Regions from separate parts of the Homo sapiens genome. Here region 1 is linked to region 2. Evidence: chromatin contacts called from ENCODE Hi-C or POLR2A ChIA-PET data. All regions are on one chromosome and are shown on one strand. The core of a region is the stretch at or near the end of the contact, and the rest is flanking DNA. Distances in the headings are between cores, read along the strand shown.

What was found. Hi-C counts contacts between places; a loop is a spot of excess contacts on that map. ChIA-PET counts read pairs that join two places held with the same protein, here RNA polymerase II (POLR2A). Pooled maps may share reads with other maps.
Region 1: a map of PC-9 shows a loop between it and region 2 (9-fold over the local background). The contact joins the promoter of UBB here to the enhancer-like site in region 2. A Hi-C loop is called at or near these places in 5 of 168 maps with a recorded cell type or tissue (Caco-2, K562, PC-3 and 2 more), 16 of 37 single-sample maps with no recorded cell type and 19 of 50 pooled maps. POLR2A ChIA-PET finds 5 or more read pairs at or near these places in 31 of 52 experiments (A549, AG04449, AG04450 and 26 more).

What each region holds. Positions count from the first base shown.
Region 1 is chr17:16,379,489-16,383,333 of GRCh38, reverse strand. It overlaps UBB (ubiquitin B), which reads right to left and starts at 2,243. Exons shown (of 2, transcript NM_018955.4): 1 at 2,150-2,243; 2 at 594-1,432. The coding sequence starts at 1,426. The coding sequence ends at 737. RefSeq lists an enhancer at 2,264-2,543.
Region 2 is chr17:16,285,832-16,289,673 of GRCh38, reverse strand. All of the region lies in intron 2 of PIGL (phosphatidylinositol glycan anchor biosynthesis class L), which reads right to left. Among named protein-coding and RNA genes, the nearest start is that of MIR1288, 5.7 kb to the right of the region's middle. RefSeq lists enhancers at 1,348-1,397, 1,418-1,467, 1,728-1,857, 3,385-3,679, 2,942-3,842 and 1 more. Within about 2 kb of position 1,858, at least 26 of the 41 ENCODE cell types and tissues checked have a DNase peak (open chromatin) inside an H3K27ac peak, as active enhancers do; they include B cell, CD4-positive, alpha-beta T cell, CD8-positive, alpha-beta T cell and 4 more, where a contact is called at or near this core.

The DNA.
Region 1 (3,845 bases), core at 994-3,493, 93 kb before region 2:
GAAAATGCCTGCAATCACTTGAGCCCAGGAATGATAGTGAGCTGTCATCGTGCCACTGTATACCAGTCTGGACTACAGAGCAAGACCATCTTTTAAAAAGCCTGCATATCCAACTTTTTGAGATGTTGTCTTGCTCTGTCGCCAGGCTGGGGTGCAGTGGCACGATCTCGGCTCACTGCAACCTCTGCCTCCCAGGTTCAAGTGATTCTCCTGCCTCAGCCTCCCGAATAGCTGGGACTACAGGCAGGCGACACGACGCCCAGCTAATTTTTTTCTTTTAGTAGAGACAAGGTTTCACCATGTTGGCCAGGGTGGTCTCCATATCTTGACCTCGTGATCCGCCTGCCTCGGCCTCCCAACAGACTTTAAATTCGAGCTTCAGAAAGTTTGCCATTTACCCAGGATCCTAACTTGTAATGACTTAAACAGCAAAGAAGGCTCTTGCCCCTCAGCCCACCCAAGTGTATACCAAAGTCAAGTGACTTAACTTTGAGCACATTACCAATCTCAAAATTAAATCCCTAAACATTTTCACCAGTTTTAAGCGTACCCACACATCACTAGAGAATTTCATGACAAAACACCAAGTATGCTACCATGCAACGAAACCTTTATTAACATTTTGAACAGGTTCAGCTATTACTGAAACTTGTAATTTCTAAACTTAAGTTGGGGCAAATGGCTATAGTGCAGAGTAATGCCATCACTGGGCACTGCGAATGCCATGACTGAAGAATTAACAGCCACCCCTCAGGCGCAGGACCAGGTGCAGGGTCGACTCTTTCTGGATGTTGTAGTCAGAAAGAGTGCGGCCATCTTCCAGCTGCTTGCCTGCAAAGATGAGCCTCTGCTGGTCGGGGGGGATGCCTTCTTTATCTTGGATCTTGGCCTTCACATTTTCGATGGTGTCACTGGGCTCCACCTCCAGAGTGATGGTCTTGCCGGTCAGGGTCTTCACGAAGATCTGCATACCACCTCTCAGACGCAGGACCAGGTGCAGGGTCGACTCCTTCTGGATGTTGTAGTCAGAAAGAGTGCGGCCATCTTCCAGCTGCTTGCCTGCAAAGATGAGCCTCTGCTGGTCGGGAGGGATGCCTTCTTTATCCTGGATCTTGGCCTTCACATTTTCGATGGTGTCACTGGGCTCCACTTCCAGGGTGATGGTCTTGCCGGTCAGGGTCTTCACGAAGATCTGCATACCACCTCTCAGACGCAGGACCAGGTGCAGGGTCGACTCCTTCTGGATGTTGTAGTCAGAAAGAGTACGGCCATCTTCCAGCTGCTTGCCTGCAAAGATGAGCCTCTGCTGGTCGGGGGGAATGCCTTCCTTATCCTGGATCTTGGCCTTCACATTTTCGATGGTGTCACTGGGCTCCACCTCAAGGGTGATGGTCTTGCCGGTAAGGGTTTTCACGAAGATCTGCATTTTGACCTAGTTTAAAAGTAAAACATAAGCGTGTCACCTCAGGATCATTGTATTTCTTGCTTTTACACCTAATATTCTTCAAAATTAGCAACTATTCCTTCAAAATGCCTTAAATACGTTAATATTCCGCAAGCCTCCCCTCAATTTTACAAGGCTAAGTCACTTAATACGAAATTCGTCATTCAAGGTTTCAACGTCAACAGCGGAAAATCCAGAGCGCTCTCTTACCAAGCGTCCACAGCTTTCCCCACTAACTGTTCCGGATATTCAAACTCCCCCGACCGAACTCCAATCTGCCTCAAACCTAAGCACGGTGTTAGGCAAACTGAAAACAAAACCAAACCCACAAGACTCGCGAAATAAAAATCCCATTGAAACACAAGAAGGGGCACCTTTCTCACACTGGGATTCCAAAGTAAAGGCTTCCAGAAACCACACAAACTACCTCTTTTCCGCCTTCCCCGCGAAGTAAACTCGACAGAATCGCCGATCGGTTAGGCGTCCGTTAGTTTCCGTCAACGCGCGCGCGCGCCAACCGCCCTCGCCCCCCTCAGGTCAACAAGGCCCACTGTCCCGGAAAGGCCCAGCGCCGCGTCACCTCGCCCTCCCCTCCCCCACGCCCTCCCCTCAGCGGCCCACCCAACCCCAAGAAGCCTCCACCTTGACCTCACCCATTCCCCCCTCTCACACCCCCCCAAGGTCGTTACGGCTGCGGGCCAGTACCTGTTAGCGGATACCAGGATCCTGCCAATCACCAACCACGTCCACCCACAGGGACACAAACAAGCTCACCCAACAAAGCCAACCGCCCCTAAATGCTCCGGGCTGGCGGAGCGCAAATTTATGCAACGAGTGTTGCGTCACTTATCACCCCTCACGTAGACGCCGTCTCCGTGCGCCGCTGAAAGTAGTTCGCCGCGCCCAACCTCCCGAGAGGCAGTTTAGGCTTTTCAACTGAGCCCCAAATTCCTCATAGCCGTAAGAAAGGCTCCTAAAAAATTATTTCCCTTCTCCTCTATGCGCTTCTCTTCCTTCTTTAGGAAAATATAAGAAAATTATCAGGCGGATGAATTTGAGTTGAAGAAACCTTCCTCGAAAGCTCTGGAAACTTCCTTGCAGCGCCGGCACTGATTGGTTAGGCCTGCGAAGGCGAGGTCGGCGCTGATTGGTGGGGGACGCGGTGGCTCTGTTGTTGCTGGGCTCCACCTGGGGTGGCTTAGCGCCGAGGTTGCTAAGTAACTGAGCGCGCGTGCGCCGCACAGGCGCGCCGTCCTGAAAGAGGGTATTTCCGGCGGGAGAAGGAGGGGGGGTCTTTCCTTTTTTTTCTTGAGACGGAGTTTCGCTCTTGTTTCCCAGGCTGGAGTGCAATGGCGCGATCTCGGCTCATCGCAACCTCCGCCTCCCGGGTTCAAGCGATTCTCCTGCCTCAGCCTCCCAAGTAGCTGGGATTACAGGCATGCGCCACCACGTCCGGCTAATTTTTTGTATTTTTAGTAGAGACGGGGGTTTCACCATGTTTGTCAGGCTGGTCTCGAACTCCTGACCTCAGGTAATCCACCCGCCTCGGCCTGCCAAAGTGGGCCGCCGCGCCTCAGAAGCGGGACGGCGTGGCACCCGATATCGAGACACCTGATGGTGATTGTGAAGCACAATTCCCTCTCCCATGTTTTAAAAACGCGCGCCCCTGGCCGGGCGCGGAGGCTCACGCCTGTAATCCCAGCACTTTGGGAGGCCGAGGCGGGTGGATCATGAGGTCAGGGGTTCAAGACCAGCCTGGCCAAGGTGGTGAAACCCCGTCTCTACTAAAAATACAAAAAAATTAGCCGGGCGTGGTGGCGGGCGCCTGTAATCCCAGCTACTTGGGAGGCTGAGGCAGATAATTGCTTGAACCTAGGAGGCAGAGATTGCAGTGGGCCGAGAATGTGCCACTGCATTCCAGTCTGGCGACAGAGTGAGACTCTGTCTCAACAAACAGACAAACAAAAAACACGAGCCCCTCATACACTGGCCAGTTGTTTTTGCTTTTTTGTGACAAAGTCTGGCTGTGTCCCCAGGCTGGTGTGCAGTGGTGTGATCACCGTTCACTGCAGCCTTGACCTCCAGGGCTCAAGTTATCCTGCCACCTCAGCCTCCCAAGTGGCTGGGACCGTGGACCACGCCTGGCTTTTTAATTTTGTATTTATTTTTTGAGACGGAGTCTCACTCTGTCACCCAGGCTGAAGGCCAGTGGCGTGATGTGGCTCACTGCAACCTCCACCTCCCTGGTTCAAGCGATTCTCCTGCCTCAGCTTCCTGAGTAGCTGGGATTACAGGTGCGTGTCACCATGCCTGGCTAATTTTTGTATTTTTTAGTACAGATGGGGTTTCACCACGTTGGTCAGGCTGGTCTCGAACTCCTGACCTCAGGTGATCTGCCTGC
Region 2 (3,842 bases), core at 609-3,108:
TTTTCAAATCCAGACCTTTGCAGCTCTACAGGGAATGGTCATAAAGTTACTGAGCTTAGAGTTCCTAGAAACTTCCTTTCATTTTAAGCAAGGTCCTTTGTGACTTTTACTGCAATTTTAATCAAAGAGTATGGAAATTTCTCGGATGCTGATGTGCGTGGGTAAGTTTGCAAAGATGTAAAGCTGAGTTAAGTCTGCCTAAAACAGATGGATATGGAGGACTGAAGCCAAGTTTCCAGCCAGGTTTTATCCAAGTAAAGGAGAGATGACAAATCTGAAGAATGGAGTTGGATGAGATAGCATCATATACTGCTGGTGCAGGACGAAGATAACTAGAGATTGCATCAGGCAGTTGCTGAATCCTCCTTTGTTGACATACTGCTCTCCTTTCAGAATTCTAGTCCATAGGGTTTATCTCACCTGGCCCTCTCAGCTCAGAAATGATAAAAGGCAAGCTGTGAAATATCTGGTAAGGTTGTACCTTGCACCTAAACCTTCGAATACAGAGACCTGTGGTCTTTGCACTCCATCACTTTACATCTCAAATCAGAATTCCAGTCCATACAGTTTATCTCACCTGACCTTCTCAGCTCAAAAATTATAAAAGACAAGCTCTGAAATATCCGGTAAGGTTGTACCTTGCACCTAGACCTTTGAATACAGAGACCTGTGGTCTTTGCACTCCATCACTTTACATCTCAAATCAGTCAGGTGGTGTTTCCTGATAAGAAGCCAGCAAAAGAGAACTGAGAATAAAAGGCAAAACTTTCAAGATGGTTCACAGGGGAAATCTAGGACTACTTAAAACATTAAAGAGACCTATTAAAGAATTTTTAGCTAGGTGTGGTGGCTCACGCCTGTAATCCCAGCACTTTGGGAGGCTGAGGTGGGCGGATCACCTGAGGTCAGGAGTTTGAGGCCAGCCTGACCAACATGGAGAAACCCTGTGTCTACTAAAACTACAAAATTAGCCGGGCACAGTGGTGCGTGCCTGTAATCCCAGCTACTCAGGAGGCTGAGGCAGGAGGATTGCTTGAACCTAGGAGGCAGAGGTTGCGGTGAGCCAAGATCGCGCCATTGCACTCCAGCCTGGGCAACAAGAGCGAAACTCCGGTTTCAAAAAAAAAGAAAAAGAAAAAAAAGAAAAGAAAAAAAGAATAATAGTAATAGGCTGGACGCAGTGGCTCACGCCTGTAATCCCAGCACTTTGGGAGGCCAAGGCGGGTGGATCACGAGGTCAGGAGTTCAAGACCAGTCTGGCCAACACGGAGAAACCCCATCTCTACTAAAAATACAAAAATTAGCTGGGCGTGGTGGCAGGCACCTGTAATCCCAGCTACTCGGGAGGCTGAGGCAGGAGAATAGCCTCAACCTGGGAGGTGGGGGCTGCAGTGAGCCGAGACTGAGCCACTGTACTCCAACCTGGGCAACAAGAGTGAGACTTCGTCTCGAAAGAAAGAAAGAGAAAGAAAGGAAGGAAGGAAGGAAGGAAAGAAAACAGGTAATTTAGAAAAGAAGAAATGCAAACGGCCAACATATATTCCTTCTGCTTCTCAGAAAGAATCAAATAAATGCAAAATTAAAGCAAGATGTCTGTGTTGGAGAAAGACACAGAGAAAGGGGCACTGTTATGTACTGCTGTTATGAGTTTAAATTGCTACATCTCAAGAAGAAGGTAACTTGCCTATATGTGAATATCTGTGCCCTTTGACCCTGTGTTTCTAGAAATCTAACCTAAGGAAATAATTAGAGAAGCCTAAAGGCCAACGTCAGCTCAGGCAGAGAGATATCACTTTCACCGCAATTGGAGTGGAAAGAGGTCGGCAGTTCTGTTGCTCTGCACCAGGGAGCAATTTCTCTAACTTCCTGAATTGTGGCTTATGAAATATGCTAAAGATAACACAAGAGTTTTTTTGGGCATGTTCAGAGTAAGAGCAAAGAAAGCACAGATACACCCACGGTAAGGAATGTCAACGTATAACAGGACAAAAAAACCCTAGTCACTAAACTTTAATTTTGCTTCTGACTTCTCAGTCAAAAAGAATGAGACTTAGACGAAAGAGGAACAGAAATATATTTAGAGGAATTGAATTTTGAAAACAAAAATAAGTCTGTGAGAGAACTTCTTAAAGGGCTCTGAATGTATTCGAGTCTCAGCTCCCCTAGGAAGAAGGCTTAGTGTGTACTTTATTGGGGACTGTGACCCCAGGAGCAGAAGCCACTGACAGATGGAGAAGGCAGGGAAGCAGGGATGCTCTACTGATGTGGCCCTACTTATGGGCACTGGCTGTGTGTTCCCACAGGACTGTCTGAAAGTTGTAAGAAAATCATCTTACAACTGTCCATCTTCCCAGGAAGATAAAGAAGGAAGTATTTATCTCCATAGGCTGTTAGCTCTCTAATCTTTCAGAGTTGAGCCCGCTTGGGGACCCCCGGGCAATCGCAAGCCCTGGGGCAGACAGCAGGAGGAGCAGTGTGGGCCTGAGGCGAGAGGCTGTGAGCTGGAACCAGCCTGCGGCTTCTCGGTGCCTGCGCAGCCATGGCTGGAGAAAGGCATCTGGAGGGGTCCCCAGGGACCCACACCACCAGAGCGGGGCTCCGAGAGAATGAAATCATTGTACATTTAAGTGATCTGGACTAAGCACACACTATGTGCCAAACAGAGGGCTGAGTTTTAGGGATATAAACATGAATACAAGTCATGGTCCCTTCCCTTAGGAAGCTTAGGGCCAATGAGGCAGAGGTTCGGACTGCTGCAGGATGAGCAGTTTGCTGCGGGAAGGAGAGATGGGCAGGGGAAGAGGTGAGGAATCCAGGCAGGTTCGGGGTACCATCAGTCAGTGGCTATTGAAGCACATGAGGCACCTCATTAACATGATGGCATTGCGCGTCTGGCTCTGAGGAGAGACTACTATTTTGGAAGCTAAGAACACAACAGAAGAAGCCAACTCTTGCCAGTCTTTTAAGTGTGACTCGTAGAAGCCCGACGACTCCTTCCCTGGGGTGTATTTAGCAAACACAGTGTTAATACCTCTGGAAAAGGCCCCAAACTCGAAGTCCCGCCCTAGACCTTAATGTTCAGGAAACAAGCCAGGCTAAAAGCGTTCATTAAAATAACGTTGTGGTTTTTTCCCCCACTGGCTGAATATCCTCAAACAGTGACCTTTCCTACACATTCTAATGAGTCACACTGGCCGGCACATTTTAGTCGGGAGAGTCATGGAAACCCTTTGTGAAAATCTGTGGGGTTGTGGGTCCGTTCAGTCACCAGGTGCTGGTGAGGGAAGCCCCCCTTCTTTCCTCTCCCCAGCTAAGCAAGCCCAGGGGCCCAGGTCTTTCTCCCCCAGACCCAGCCCTGCTCAGAGCAGGAGACTTCGCAGCCTCCGCTGCTGGAACTCAAGCAGGGTTGGGTAACAGCTTATCTCTGAAAACCGAGTCCCACTTTTGCACACTGCACTCTGAACTTTAATACAGACGGAGGCGGCTCACACGCCCTTATTTGGTCTTGTGGCTTGTACAGCGCAAGCCGGAAGGTTCAGCCACCCCTCCACCCACCTCTGGCCCATCTCTAAACTCGATCATTTCCTTTGTCATCCAAAGCGAGCAAAGGTCAGTAGAGTTCAGAGCTAACCTTAAGGCTAGCCAAGGACGTGGAAGCCTAACCTGGGACTGCCAATATCGCCCCCCAAGGGCCACTGTGGGAGGCAGCAACTGTCTCCTGGTCTGAGGGCCTGGCACTAGCGTCGCTGCTCCAAATACAGGAGTGTGAAGAAATGAAGTCTAAGCTGCAGGGAGGTTGCAGCAGGGTCCAACAACTTCTGGGGGGTGTCTCTGCACCGCCA